3 separate regions of the Mus musculus genome follow, and all the other regions are linked to region 3. The links are chromatin loops, found by intact Hi-C in ENCODE. Cell type or tissue: left cerebral cortex. All regions are shown on one strand.

What was found. Hi-C counts contacts between places; a loop is a spot of excess contacts. Peaks named below come from ENCODE experiments on the same cell type or tissue, not always from the same donor. Only the 100,000 strongest peaks of a DNase experiment are listed, where the experiment ranks them.
Region 1: it touches region 3 in a loop (3-fold over the local background); 2 of 42 quality-filtered maps call a loop at or near these places.
Region 2: a loop joins it to region 3, with 1.9 times the contacts of the local background. A loop is called at or near these places in 3 of 42 quality-filtered maps.

What each region holds. Positions count from the first base shown.
Region 1 is chr1:36,342,299-36,347,298 of GRCm38, forward strand. It overlaps Kansl3 (KAT8 regulatory NSL complex subunit 3), which reads right to left. Exons shown (of 22, transcript NM_001310513.1): 15 at 4,919-4,996; 16 at 3,540-3,731; 17 at 3,087-3,168; 18 at 2,618-2,748; 19 at 1,772-1,881; 20 at 1,375-1,597; 21 at 953-1,086. Among named protein-coding and RNA genes, the nearest start is that of Mir6898, 4.0 kb to the right of the region's middle. In left cerebral cortex, no CTCF peak of the experiment used is centred here; no DNase peak of the experiment used is centred here.
Region 2 is chr1:36,213,143-36,218,142 of GRCm38, forward strand. Uggt1 (UDP-glucose glycoprotein glucosyltransferase 1) reads right to left here. Exons shown (of 41, transcript NM_198899.2): 6 at 2,990-3,164. Among named protein-coding and RNA genes, the nearest start is that of Uggt1, 29 kb to the right of the region's middle. In left cerebral cortex, a CTCF peak has its summit at 2,005; a DNase peak (open chromatin) is centred at 4,975.
Region 3 is chr1:36,158,418-36,163,417 of GRCm38, forward strand. Uggt1 (UDP-glucose glycoprotein glucosyltransferase 1) reads right to left here. Exons shown (of 41, transcript NM_198899.2): 29 at 4,804-4,993; 30 at 3,788-3,946; 31 at 3,259-3,344; 32 at 1,525-1,609. Among named protein-coding and RNA genes, the nearest start is that of Mir6897, 17 kb to the left of the region's middle. In left cerebral cortex, no CTCF peak of the experiment used is centred here; DNase peaks (open chromatin) are centred at 2,091 and 4,496.

The DNA of each region.
Region 1 (5,000 bases), 180 kb after region 3:
TCAGTATTTAAAAGCACTTGCAGTTCCTGCAAAGGGTCATAATTTGGTACCTGGCACCAACATGGCAGCTTACAATTGTTCTTATTAACTCCAATTCCAAAGGATGTGGAGCCCTCTTCAGACCTCTGAAGGTCCCAGGAATGCACACATACATATGCAGACAAAACTCATACACAAAAAATAAGAATAATAAAATAAAGGCAATCTACTGACCAGGATAAAGCATAAGAAACCACGTAACAGAAAAAGGATTAACATAAAACCAGTGTTTGTTTTACTGTATGTAAAAACTCACATTGAAGTGACCAAGATCCAACTCTAAAAAGTCGTCCTCTAATCCCCACCTATGATCTAGGGTTTTTTTGTTGCTGTTTTTCCCTAACTTGACACAGCTAGAGTTATCTGGAAAGAGGAACCGTAACTGACAAAGGGCTTCCATAATCACACTGCATATGTGTAACCAGCAGAGCACTGACGGGGGAGGGCTCAGCTCACCAGAAGCACTGCCGCTCCTGGGCAGGTGGTCCTGGGGGTATAAGAAAGCAAGGTGAATCGCTAAGAGGAATCGACTGCTACTTCCTGGGTAACCCTAAAGATAGCAATGAAGACATGGTCCAAGAGTCAGCCTCTACTGATAAGGTCTGAATGATGAAACCAAGAAAGGGAGGAGAAAGGGAAGAAGAGAGAAATACTCAGAAACATTCTACCCAGTCACGGATGCCCTTGGAGCTTCACCATCTCAATCCTCACAACAGACAGTTTTACAGAGAAGGAAAATCAAAGAGGTCCTGCCTTGCTCAAAGTGACAAGGCTAGAAACTCAGAGTCCAAATGTGAATCTGGTCTGCCAACAAGTTCAGCGCAATGGCAGGTGTGGTCAACACTGTGGCCAGCCCCACATTTACCTAGGACTGGAACCTGCTCACTTCCTGGGTCTGCCCAGGCCAACTCACCTGTGAACTAGATGGTAGCATCTGGGAGTTGGGCTCCTCGGACGGCGTTGCCCCTGACCCCATAGGGCTTAGCGTGGTAATTCTGCTTGGCTGGCCACGCAGCGTCAGAGTAATGGTGGTGGGGACCTTTAAGCCTAAGTAAGAGACAGACAGACAGAGAGAAAGTTAGGAAGACAGGGTACTGATTTCTAGCCTCTACTTTCAGGTAACAGTTTCTTCCCAAAACAGCATCTTGGCTTTCTTCCTGGGCAGGTAGGTCTACGCTGTCAGTAAATTTGAAGGGCTCCAGTCTGTGTTCTCTAGACCTTTCTGAGGGCAGGTTCCACAGAGCTGAATCCAAGAATCAAGGAAAGTTCACCTTGCCTATCTAAGACCTGGAAATACCCAGAACTGGAAGTCCCCATCATTTTCATGGCACTTACCTGATGCTTGGTTGGAAATCTGAGCCAAGCCAGGTAGGCTGCTTGCCAACTTAGCGAGGCTCCCATTGGTCAGCAGCTGGTGGATGGCAGTGGGCTTCCCACCAGGAGTGGCACCCAAGGAGGAGAGAGTGGTGGCCACAGGGATGGTACGGACAATGGTGCTCGTGCCTGTGGTGATGGCACCCAGACTCTGCATGGGGGTTGGCAATTTCACACTGGTGGCCTATTGGACACAAGCAGATGATTAGAAGTTACCACCCAACAATAACACCAGAGCCTGCAGAGCCCACTCAGCACATGGCAAGCAAGGTACTCTTCCAGGATTTTTATTATCTTTATATTATCCCTCCCATAAGAAGTTCTTATCCCACACTACCCAGTACAGCAGATGATATACCTGTGGGGCTGGCCCTGGGGAGGGACTTCCTGGGAGGCCAGAGGTCTTGCTGCTAATATCCTGTAAGCTGAAGCTGAGGCCCTGGAGGAGGCTGCTGGCTGAAGCGGTCCCTAGGAGAGGACATGGCAGATGCAGCAGACATCAGTCCCGGGTATTACCCACAAGCAGCCTATAGCACTTTCATCCTACAACAACCTAAGCTTGCCCTTAAGCACTACCCTGCCCTCAGAAAGATACCAGGAAAGCCTTCCCAGCACACACAGAAGTTACTACACAAGGACAGGTGCTATGCCAGACACTGCCTTGGATTTACTTTTCCAACCTGTTCTAAGCCAGCAGTCCTGCACTTTGTACAGAAAAACGGAGAGCTTGAATCTCACTTTTCAGAAACACAAATTCAATTACTTCTACAGAAAAGAAAGAATAAAGCAAGTGGATTCTGATACCTGACCACATTACATATAGTCCAACAACCTGAAAGTAAAATCTTAAGGGAGAGGTAATTCAGCAATGTCCTAACCCATGGTACCGGCAATCAGCCCTTCCAGGCAGGCTAGGCTCAGAAAAAGTAGATATCAAAGAGGTAAAACACATCTCACTTTGCTGAAGTTCAGTTCAGCACCACCTCCAGCTTTATCTAGTTGGAGGTATGAAAAAGAAGAAACAACACAGGCAACTGTCTATCCTCACAGTAAAGGACACAGCCCCTACAGACAGTAAAGACAAGCTAATTCCAGTTCCCGTTAGCTTCTGCTACCACTGGGAGAGCAGAGCTACTCTTTCTCGCTCCAGTTCCAGAACTGGTCTAAGACCACCCCCTGCAGCAGCAGATCCAAGACAAGATACCTGGAAGGGAGCTGCCTGGAGAAGTGGCCACCAAGCGGCTCTGCAGCGTGTGGATAGCATTAGGTGTGGCACTGCTGGAAGCCACAGATGGGGTTGTGCTGGCTGTACCTCCACCTTCAGAAGAACTTGACCTGGAAATAAAGGAAGGAGCCCTGTTATCCAAAGAGCAGCAGCCCACAGCCACAAGGGGTATCCCGAGTGAAGTCCGTCCGTCAGGCAAGGAAGAATCTTTGGTTTCTGTTTCAGTTCCTAAGCCCCACCTCTATCCTTCTAAAAGCCAGGCCTAAATGAAAGAACTCAAGTCCTGGGTAAAGTCAGTGGATGCTCTGTCAGAAAGAAAGCTCCCAATCAGAAAAAAGTCACATGCCTACAACTGACTCTAGAATATCTCAACTTCCCTGAAGACCAAACGAAGCAGAAGTTGAGTGAACAGGAGGAAGACTAGGAGAGCAAAGGCAGACAGACTCACTTGGCTGTAGTGAGAAGTCCAGTGAGTTCCTTGGCTCCTGCTGAAGCTCCCAGGGTCATGGTGATGGGCTTCCCTCCGGCAGCTGCAGAATAACCAAGACCAAAGTTCAGTCCTAACTTGCCCCTAAACCAAGGCTGAATTTAAGATGGAAAATGAAAAAGAACAGCTATGCTATTCAGGGACAGCTGGGGTTCTTCTCTTCCTTCCTTCCATTTTTTAAGCTGTCTATTACCTTAATTAAAACCCCAAATGGACAAAGTGTATAATGTTCTAAATGGCCCCACAAGTACTCTGATATTGTCTCCCTTCTTGAGACAGGTGACTACCACTTTCCACCATGTGTGACCTCAGACCATCTCTGTTCCAGGTGACCATTGACTGACAGAGGCTGGGTTGCCTGCCAAGCCTGGGAACGCTGATCAGCCTTTATCAAAGACAGCACAAAAGACTCACCTTCAGGTGTTCCACCTTGAGAAAGAGTGCAAGGTCCTCCAACTGTGTCCCCTTGGGAGATCAGGGACACTTTGATCTTTGGTCGCTTGGAAGGCTTTGCTCCAGGAAGAGGACTGGAAGAATGGTGCCTCTTAAGCTGGACCCGAAGCTCTTCTTTCTCTATGTCCTCCACTGATTCTGATGAAATGGGAACTAAGAAACAGAGCTGAGGTAAGATCTTCTATAACTTATAAATACCACAAGCCAAGCCATCCAGAAGAGACATGTGGAAGTTGCACAGGAAAAGGGACACAGGTACAGGTTGTCCCACCCATTGGGGACCTGACTTGGAATATCTCAGAGATAACTCAGCCTATCTCAGTTGCCCTGGAGTAGGGAGACAAGGGGCCTTGAGCTGTTGGGAACCAAACAAAGGATAAAAGGCATGCTGACATCATCTAGCAGAACCAACCCCATCAGAGAACTAAGTAAACAGTTTTCTCTGCACTTTCCAGACTCGAAGAAGCTGGTCATTTCCCTGTTATACACCTTCTCCCAAGCTGTCCCATAGCTGGGGACAGTAAACAGCCTATAAGGAACATCCACAGGCAGGCCACCTAATCCTCTGCACAAGGGAGTTTTCCCAGGGCTTCCGCAGCCTCCATCATGCATTAGGTACTTGAGGCTGAGGGCTTTGCTTGTCAAATGGTGGTAAGGCAGACAGACTGCTACCAGGAGTTGCTGGCTCTCAGGAACTACTAGGTGAGGTAGCATTTCAGCTGCTGCCCAAATAAGACAAAAGTGGCCCATGTCCCAACCAGGTCTACGGATATGAACTTCCATTAACTCAAACAGATCACTATGTATAAAGGCAAACGTCCCTTGCCTCCCTAGGCTTGATAACCTTTAGACTTTCTCAGTTTCCTGCTCTGTAACCTCAGAAGTCTCTTTTGTAGTGAGCAAGACAGCAGGCCAATGAACATTGGGGTTGCTGGCGTGGGGCTACAGTGAGGGAATCAAGGGCTGCTTAGGGATGAATGTACCAGCCTAAGACAGAGGAGTGCTCTAAGCAGCTCTCTTGTACTTGCAGCAATCAGGATGGAAACAACCAAGGCAGGGAGAAAACAGACAAGGAAAATGCAGGCTCACATGAAGGCAAGCAGGCCACAGGCATACAAGCATACAAGGGAGACTCAGAGCCAAGGAGCGTGGCAGAAAAAAGTGAGAAAGCAAGAAATGCCACCATGAGAAACCAATAGGGAGAACATAAGCAAGGGAGCTAGTACAAGGAGCTGGGAGACAGAGAGAAAGGAAGAGAAAAAACCAGTGGAGAGCAGGGAACACTGAGAGGCAGGGAGGAGAGCAGTAAGCCTAGGCGAGCAGGTGAAAGCAATACTCACCAAAGAGACAGGAGGAGGTGCCAGGAGGAAAAGCTTTCCTCACCAGCATGTTTTGTTTCAGAAAAGCAGCAAACTGTGCTGG
Region 2 (5,000 bases), 55 kb after region 3:
CTGTTACCTAGATTGTGTCTCATTGGTGAGTTTCTTCTTCTTCTTCTTTTAAAGATTTATTTATTATATGTAAGCACACTGTACTTGTCTTCAGACACACCAGAAGAGGGCATCAGATCCCATTACAGATGGTTGTGAGCCACCATGTGGTTGCTGGCAATTGAACTCAGAACCTCCAGAAGAGCAGTCAGTGCTCTTAACCACTGAGCCATCTCTCCAGCCCAGTGATTTTCTTCTTAATTAAAAAAAAAAAAAAAAAAAAAAGCTACCCAGATATAAGACCTCAGATTTTGGCTCAATTAAACACTTCAATGACTATCCAAGTAAGAAAGGCTCAGTATTGTTTTAACCTTTAAAAAAAAGAGAGAAAAAAAAAATCAAATGCTAGCTAAATGTCTTCTCTCTGTCCCTCTGGAAGGATCCGGGGGAGACTCTGCACTGTTTCTAGTCTGTCCAACAGCTTTCAAAGTGCATGAAAACAGATCTTGGTTTCATCGCTGTCCAGTCAGCCGTGGAGGCCAAGAGAACCATGAGAAGGACCCAACAGACGGATGTTCTTGTGAGCCCAATGTCTCTGGCTTCTCCCTGCCTAGGGTAACACAGCTCCCTCACATCTTTCCAGACAGCAGTCAATGATTCTTTCCTCCCTACATCTAACAGTTGAGGTTTTTTAGATAGGCTCCCTGGAGGGGTACCCCAAAACTGTGACTCTGACACCCCAAATTCAGCTGTATGAAATCAGCTGAGATGGGTCATTGGCCCAACGCTACGATGGCATTAGAGTTACCTCTTCAGAGCGAAGGAAGATGAGAACAGGAGATAGAGAACTGGCTGCACAGTTTAGGGTAAAAGCCCTCAATGAGAACAACTAGTTTCTCTCTTAGCAAAAATCCAGAAACATCCTTGGGAGCCCTGGCAGGCCCATCCCTGCTAGAGACTAGAAAGGCCAAGTGTCTGGGGCTCTGACCTTCCATCTAGTTCCTAAATGATTCTTAGGTTACCTCTTGGGGTGTGGGTATTAAAGTAATAATGAAGGCCTGCTAAGAAAAATTCTTCCTGGTCATGAAGCAGCCTGGGTGGAGGCTTAACACTCCAATGGGACAAGGTCAACCTCTGGCCAAATACCCCCAGGGAGGCCATGCCAATGAAAGAGATGGAATAATTACTTTCTTGTATTAGAGTCCTAACTCAGACTTACTGGGTCAGCTATCACTAAAGAAGGACCCCTTCCCATAGCAGTTTCTTACTCTAAGAAAGGATGGAGAAAGAGCCAACATCTTCCTAATGAGTGTAAACAACAGAACACGTACAGTAAGAGGAGGGACTTGTAAGATAAAGTATTAGTCTCTGCTATCAGACACTGCACTGTGTCTGGGAGAAGATACCAGTATCTTCCCACTTTGTAAGACTCTGAGGCAAATGTTTGAATTTGCTTCCCCTCCACCCCAGTCATGCTTACAGATCAGCCCTGCTTTCTTGGAACTTAAGTGACTAAAAGCGGCCGACCTGCTTTCCCTTTCCATGTCTTTTTGCCCTGATTCTATTAAAACATTTAAAGTCTCCTGTGACAGACGGCAAGGCAGCCCAGGCATTGGGAACAGACACGGTCATGAGTGCATTAGAATCTGGTGCATCTCCTGCCCCCAGAGTGCTGCTCTTCTGCTTGGGAGGAGCACACCCTCTTGAACAAGAGTCAAAATTTTCTTGTCAAGACACTTTAAAGGAAAAAAAAGATCTCAAAAAGAAAATGTGGAAATGTGGAAAATGTGGACCCCAGAAGAGAACACAGCTGCCCACGCACACCCCACAAACATATAAGCTCAAATACACACAGAGATCTCAATAATCACTTCTAGCTAGGCCTGGTGAATTGGACCTGTGGTCACAGCTGAGGCAGGGGGACTGCAAGTTCAAAGTCTTCCTGGAGGATTCCAAAGCCACCCAGATAACTCAACAATACCTAGACAACTCAACAAGACTGTGCTTCCAAACAGGTCCCCTAGGGGAGAGCCTAGGGGACACAGCTCAGGAGGCTAAGAGCTCACTTACCAGGAGACATGAGGGCTCAACACTCAATAGCCTAAGGTTCATGGACAGTTGGATGACTATCTTAAATGTTAACATACAAAAGTTTGCACAATTCCTAGTATCTGTTTTTTGGTTTAATTTTAAAGGACATAGGATCTCAGTTCGTAGCTCCAGATAGCCTTGAATTCACAGTAATCCTCCTGCTTCAAACTTTCAAGTGCTGAGATTATAGGAATCACTCATCATACCTAGCTCACTGCAGTTCATTTTAAAATCAAAACAATTTGATTATCCCATTTTTTAAGTGTAATTTTTTTGACGTTTCTTTGGAAAAGCAAGCAAGGAAGGCACCACCCATGTGCAAGTAAGAGATCTGATGCAGACCAAGCAAGTGCCGTAGCAGGTAAGCCCTTGCCACCCAAGCAAGAGGCCAACGCTCAAATCCTTAGCACCCAGACTGCTGTGGCAGCTTGCTTGTAATTCTAACCTGTGGAAGGTGGAAACAAGGAAACCCTGAGCAAGCAGGCTAGCTGGGTGCAGCTTGTTCAGTTCAACTGAGAGACTGCTCAGTGAATGGAGAAGAATGAGTGGAGAGCAATCAAGAAAGTAAGAACATTAATTAATTTAAGAATGTTCTGTGTAACCACCTTTGATCCCAGCTCTTGGGAAGCAGGGGGGTCTCTATGACTTTGAGGTCAGTCTGCTCTACAGAGTGAGTTCAAGGCTAGCCAGGGTAACACAGTAAGACCCTGTTTCAAAAAAAAAAAAAAATTAAAGAGAGGAAGGGAGATTGGGGGGGAGAAAGAAACAAGTGAAAGAAAGTACAGAGAGAGAGAGAGAGATCTGATAAAAGTATTGGATTTCTAAAAAAAAAAAAAAAAGAATTTCCAATTAAGTTATTTGTAAAAGTCATTTTAAACAAATTAATATTCAAGAAATTGTAAAATAAGTCAATACTTACAGATATATAATGTCGGAATACATAATTAATTTTGCCTTCGTTGCTTTTTGATATAAGTTGGTGGTGAATATTAGAAAATTCTTCATGGCCAATCTCAGAATAAAGGATGACCACTGGACTCTCAGGATTTGATGAGGGATATCTGTGATCTCCTTTGAACAATAATGGTTTCGGTCTGGAAGTAAATATTCAATTAAGAAAAATTTTAAAGAAAAACCAGGACACTGGTTGACAACAACTTTAAAAACTTAGTAAAGGTTTTAAGTATCTTCATGAGCAGCACAATCTTAAACAGTTTGCATTTAGAATACTGTCAAGTATGAGTTTTACTCGTTCATGGCTATATAAATAAAGTATATTACATGAATATTAATTATAAAATACTAAGTTAAATTAAATATCATCAATTCTTTAAAAAGAACAGAAGGGAAGCCAGGATGCATACCAAATCCCACAGCACTAAATCTACAGCATATTTTTGTACTGTGTGGAGTGTGACTGTAATTTTATCTGAAAATTAAGGCCAAATAATTCGAGCAGCAGATAAAACTTTAAGCAAGTAACTTGTGAGCTACAGCAAGTCTCCCTCTCTGGCATGTTTGCTACTGTGATCTTCCTACAATGCTTTTGTCTGTCTGTCTGTATGGGCTGGCTGGCCTGGAACTCCTGAGATCAGCCCGCCTCTGCCTTGTAAGCACTAGGATTAAAGGAGTGTGCTGCCACCGCCCCTTAATTTTTTTAAACTTCTCAAAAGAGTAAAAAACCACCATACTTTCTAAAATCAGCATCAAGACATTAAAAGTTGGGGGCTGGTGAGATGGCTCTGTGGGTTAAGAGCACCCAACTGCTCTTCCGAAGGTTCGGAGTTCAAATCCCAGCAACCACACGGTGGCTCACAACCATCCGTAACAAGATCTGACTCCCTCTTCTGGATTGTCTGAAGACAGCTACAGTGTACTTACATATAATAAATAAATGAATCTTTAAAAAAAAGACATTAAAAGTTCTTAAAATATGATCTACTGTGGTGGTCTGAATGGAAAATGTCCCCTACAGGCTCCTGTATTTGAATACTTGGTCCCCAGTTGTGGTACTGTTTGGAGGGAGGTTATGAAACTCTGGAACACAGAGGAAGAGCTCACTGGGGACAGGCTTTTAGAGTTTATAGCCTCGGCACACTCCAGTTCTTCCTCCTTCTGCTCCCTGTGTGAGAATGAGGCATGATCCTCAGCTCCCTGTTCCCTCCTACTTGCTTGCTCTGCCATGGTGGACATCTAGCCTCCTGAAACCGAGCTGCTCAGGTTTTTTGTCAACATGACAGAAATTAGAGCTATCTGGAAAAGGGGAACCTCAACTGAGAAAATGCCCCCATGGTGAGACTCGCCTGTAGGTGAGTCTGTACAGTATTTTCTTGACTATTGATTGATGGGAGAAAGCCGAGTCCACTGTGGGCGTGGCCACCCGAGGATAGATGGTCTGGGTTCTTTCTACAAGAGAGCAGGCTGGACAAGCTAGCACGCAACATGCCTCCATGGTTTCTACTCCAGCCCCTGCTTCCAGATTCCTGCCTTGTCTTCCCCTGAGGATAGACTATAATCCAAATAAACCCTTCCTTCCCAAAATTGCTTTTAATAGTAGTGTGTTATCACACAATAAAAAGCAAAGACAGATAGAAATCTTACAGTAAAATAAGTTAAGTGGCCTTTCACCATGTTATTCAGTAACAGCAACAAAAGAAAGGAACTAACACACCCACCAATCCCTGTTCTAATAAACCACGCAACAGAGGGCAATGACATATGAAAAATATATTCTTCATAATGGTAAAGTTCCAAAATTCAAAACAACTCTAAAAACCTGCAGCAGGACATTTTTATGCGGGTGTTAAAAATACTGAAGTACACCTACATGCATAAAGTGGGAAGATGTCTCTCAACAGATATATACCTACCTACTTGTGCAAACTTAAAGCCATAAAAATGATACACAGTAGACTATTAAAAGCAGTTCC
Region 3 (5,000 bases):
CCAGAAGACAACTTCTCTAGCTGACAACTTCAAGGGAAGAATGCGGCCCACAGGAACCATTGAGAGAGGCGCATCAGGTGGTCCATGCTCAGGACTTCTACCACAAAAGATTCCCTGCAGCAATCACCCTCCTGTTCAGCCTCGCAATGGCTGACTTTAGGTTTTACCATGTGTAACAGTTACTTATCCTACAATCATTTTACTTTAGGATTTCAAAATGCTGAAGAGAAAGAGAGTAAGAAAAGACTAAATAAAATCACCTGTTTGTATTCTGTGTTTGGTTTTGTAGGCAGTGTCTCATATCATTCAAGATGGCCTCAAACTCACTATGCAGTCTAGGCTGACCTTAAATTCCTGATCCTCCTGCCTCTAACTCCCCAGTTCTGAGACTACAGGTGTGCACCATCCTGCCTATAAAAACTATAATCTTACTGTTGAATTGCCAGTGGAATTTCCCACAGTCTTCTGAGACTAAAATACTAACTCTATGAATTGTGGGTATGAAAGCGCCCAAGCCAGAGCTGGAGAGATAGCTCAGTGGTTCAGAGCACACTCATACAGCTCCCCCAGAGGACCTGAGTTCAGTTCCCAGCAACTATACTGAATAGTTCACAACAACCTGTAACTCCATTTCTAAGAGATACCAATGCTCTCTTGTGCCCTTCACAGGTATACGAGTGTCATATATTCACATAAACACATTTACATGTGTATAAATAAATAAAACTTAAAAAAAAAAACATGGCAAAGCTGAGCCAGGTGCAATGCCTTTAATCCTGATACTTGGGAGGCAGTCAAACATATCTGTGAGTTCGAGGCCAACCTGGTCTACATAGCAAGTCCCAGGTCAATCAGGGCTTCAGGGCTAAATAGTGAGACCCTGTCTCAATCAGAATGGAGAGGGGAGTACACAAAGTCTCTGTGGGGACATTTTGCACAAAATGGGACTCTGAGATTACCAAAAGTGACAATCTGTTGGCTGAAGAAAGCTAGAATCTTATCTTCACTAAGACATTTTTCTTAAGCAGCATCCCTAGAACTATTAAAACAAACAACAACAAAATCCAAAAGCCAACCAACCAACCAAAAGCCACTTCCAAATGGAATACCAAAATGACTTCCAAATGCAGCAGTCCTACTTCATCTAATGGAGACATTCCAAGCCCCTACTGGATGCATGAACTCTAAGAGTAGAGAACCCTGTATACATATTACAGCTTTGTTCACTCTATTTGTACTAATGCTTAATTGGTAAGTTAGGCAAGGTAAAAATCACAACAGTAATTAACACAAAACAGAACATTAAAACAGTGTCTTAATGAACTACCGCGAGAGGGCTCTCCTAGCACGGTCACAAGTGTTAGTACCTCCGACAGCGGCTGCCACGGGGGGACTGCTGTCTGTTCCCTGACAGTGGCTGGCCACGGCCACAGGGGGGGACTGCTGTCTGTTCCCTGACAGTGGCTGGCCACGGCCACAGGGGGGGACTGCTGTCTGTTCCCTGACAAAGCCGAGCAGACTCACCTTCACTTTGATGATCTTGCTCTTGAAGTTATTGAGGATGACAACAACGTCGTTTGCATCAGGAGGGGAATCTGTACCATCATGGCTTAGAGACAAGTAAGACAGAGAAAGAAATCACAATCCCAAAATGCGGTAAATACTCAGACAACAAGATGGGCTGTGCTTGCCCATCTTCATTGTAGAAACACTTTTTAAAACCAACAGTTTCCTCACAGTCTGAAAGAAACACCTTTACAGGACAAAGAAGTGTTCCTGGAAATCTCCATCTCTAGGCTAGGGACGTGAGCTGACTTCCTTCCTACAGCAGGCAAACATCAATGGGCTCTCAGGCAGGACAAGCACTGGTCAGATCATGACAAAGCTTGTCCGCTCACAGTCTGCACACTCAGGCCCATCCCTGGAGCCGCTTCTGCTGTTTAACTCTTGGCAGAGTGTGGTGACTCACACCTGTAACCCCAACAGGAAGCAGCAGGGAGATCAACTGCGATCAAAGCCAGCCTAGGCTACAGTGTGAGAGGCGGCACAACCAGCCAAGTTTAGAGCACAGACTCAATTCTGTGTCTGGTAGGAAGCCCACAGTGCAGCCGCTCTGGTCCGAGGCCCACAAGGCAGAGCAGGACGACTGTGAGTACTCGCTTCCTCCTCATCTCACTCTCCAGGCAGCAATGTGAGGAAGCCACTGCATGTGCTGTCACTCAGCAGGCAGCAAAAGGAGAGGAGAAAGCTGGCGCACAGAAGATTCCAGAATCACAGGCTGTCCATTTGGGAAGCCTCGGAAGACAGGAACCCTAGACAGCAGAGAGGACGGCACCACAGCCCCAGGCAAGGAAGAAGATGGACAGGGCCCATAGAAGAAACATTCTGTGAAGCCTTCTTGGGAAAATAACTGAATCAGGGAAAAGCCTACTATTTACAATAAGGACATTACTATAGCACAAAATTCTAAGTTATTGAATAAGAAATCTGCACAAGCTAGGTATGGAGGCACACGCCTGAGGTCTCAGCTACAGGAGACTAAGGCAGAAGACTCACTTGAGTCCAGTTCAAGCGTGGGTGAGAGAAAAACCAAAACCAAACCCACTAAACCACACTGCTTCTCCATGTCAAGTAAAAGGCCATGAAGCCAAAGCAAATACACACATTAGGCTGTTCACAGAAACCATAATGAAAACCATTCCCTACACAAACTGGCACAGAACTAAGGACGAGTTTAAACTGTGTTAAACAGGATAGAGACCACATTTTTAAAATGGTGTTCTGGGGTTCGTTTGAACTTTAAGACAATTCCTGTCACTGACAGGCTGGTGTAGGAGTACGCCTACACAACTGCAGCCCAGGGACCAGGACCGACAGTCAGACTACACAGTCAAAGCTCATGTGTTCTGTGCATGTACAAAACAGCCGGGGTCATGATAAACACCTCCCATCAGCGTACTGAACAGGACCGACCCTGCTGTTTCCAGTCAGCTCTCATCAAGTGGTCAGAGCTCCTGCCTGCTATCTGCATCCTTCTGATAAGAGCTGACAGGGAAAGCAATGGAGAACAGACCTCGCTCTGATCAGCACTTAGACCCCTTGCTAACCAACCCATCCCCTACAACTTCTCCCACACTTACTCTTCTGAGAAGCTTGGCTTTATCATGAACTCGACTATAACGCACGATGCCTGGGGTAAGCCCAGATAATGCGCAATTAAAGCTCAGTCTCTACAATGAAGCCGTCTCCTTGTCCTACCTGTAGATCCTATAAATGTCATCTGAGCGCCCCTTCCTCAGTCTCAGAATCCAGGCTCCCGGATTGGCTTTGAGCTGAAAATATCCCTAGGACACAAACAGAGTACAGGCTCAGGTCTCTTTACATTTAAATGTTTCTAATGAATGCTTACATTTTCATTTACATGCAGATCATGTATGTGTATATGACAGCCTATCTACCCCATCCCCTCTCATGAACTAGGTACTGAACTCAGGGTCTTATTACCATGATAATTAAAGAAAGTTTAAAAGATAATTAACAAACCAGAGGTAAGTAAAACAAACCAAACCAAAAAACTACCAACCAATAAGCTAAGAGGCAAAGAGCCTCAGCAGGGCAGTGCAGTGGCGCCTGCAGTGCTCCACGGAGAGCAAGCAGGGACTTTACACAGCAGTCCATTGTTAGTTCTATTTCACACCAAGGTTCAGAATGCTAACTGTTCTGTCATAAATTACAGTGTCTAAATAACCATCACGGAAGTTGTACTATCGATAAACTGATTACTTACCAGATTGGCCATCACAATTGTGTCCACAATTGTTGGGTTGGCTGAAGTTCCTAAAGTGAACTGTAGTCCTCGAGGGGGCTGGCCTGTGGTGATGTCGTAACAATGACCTTCTAGTAACAGATATTCCAGCTCATACTCAGCAGCCACTATACTGTCCACCTGAAAGACCAGAGTTAAAGCACATGACACATGTAATTACTGTTACACATGTAATCTGCCAGGTCAGGGCAACAATCACGAGGGGGAAAGCACTGGCTGCCACCGAGGCTGAGGGCTAGAGCTCCATCCTGGATTCTATGACAGAAGGAATGTGTCACAAACCACCCACTACAGCCACGAAGACCACCCGTTGGGTAATGATTTAGACACAGTGTCAGATCAGAAACAGTTCCTAACTGCCGGGGACAACTGGGAGTGGGTATTTGAGGACTGTGATGACCAGATCTGACTAGGCTTGGAAGCACACCTCTGGGCATGTGTGAGGGCCTTTCAGAGAGGATCAATTCAGGAGGAAAGACCCACACTAAATGTGCAGCACTGCTCCGTGGGCTGGGGATCCTGAAATGAGTTAGACAAGAAAAAGGCGGAAGCCCTTGGGACTCTCCTCTCTTTGCTTCCTGGTTGGCACCCAGATCAGGCCACTTCCTCCCTAGCACCACAGGCTGCATTCTTAGGAGCCCTAATGAATGCCCCTCCCTAGCACTGCTTCCTGTCAATCAGGAGAGGATGAGAGGAGTGACTGACACTGACGTGGAGCCGACCAACTCTGAGGACAACCAAAGCTGACTAAGCTGAGAGAGCAAGGGTGGGAGCAGCAGTCCACGCACACACCGCAACTTCTGAGCGGGAAGGCATCTGAATAAAGCAGCTGCCGTAAGGGAGCATCAACGTAAGGGAGCACTGATGTGTGATGTGAGCGCCATCTCCACCACTCAGTTCAGGAATCGCCACTGACTGAATGATGGATAGATTTAACTTATACATGATGCGATAGTCGAGAACAATTACATCCCTACCTCTTCTAGATAAATATTATCCAGATCATATGGTGTTCTGACAGATTCTACCATCCAACTCTCAGGTGTGTTCAGATTCAAAGTAAACAGCGGAGACTGTGGCATATCCAGAAACTTTGCTATCGGTCCCTTAGCAAAGCTGCTGTCTGCAGTGAAAGAAATCTCCGGCTCTAAGACGTAACGGTAAAAGCTGAAAA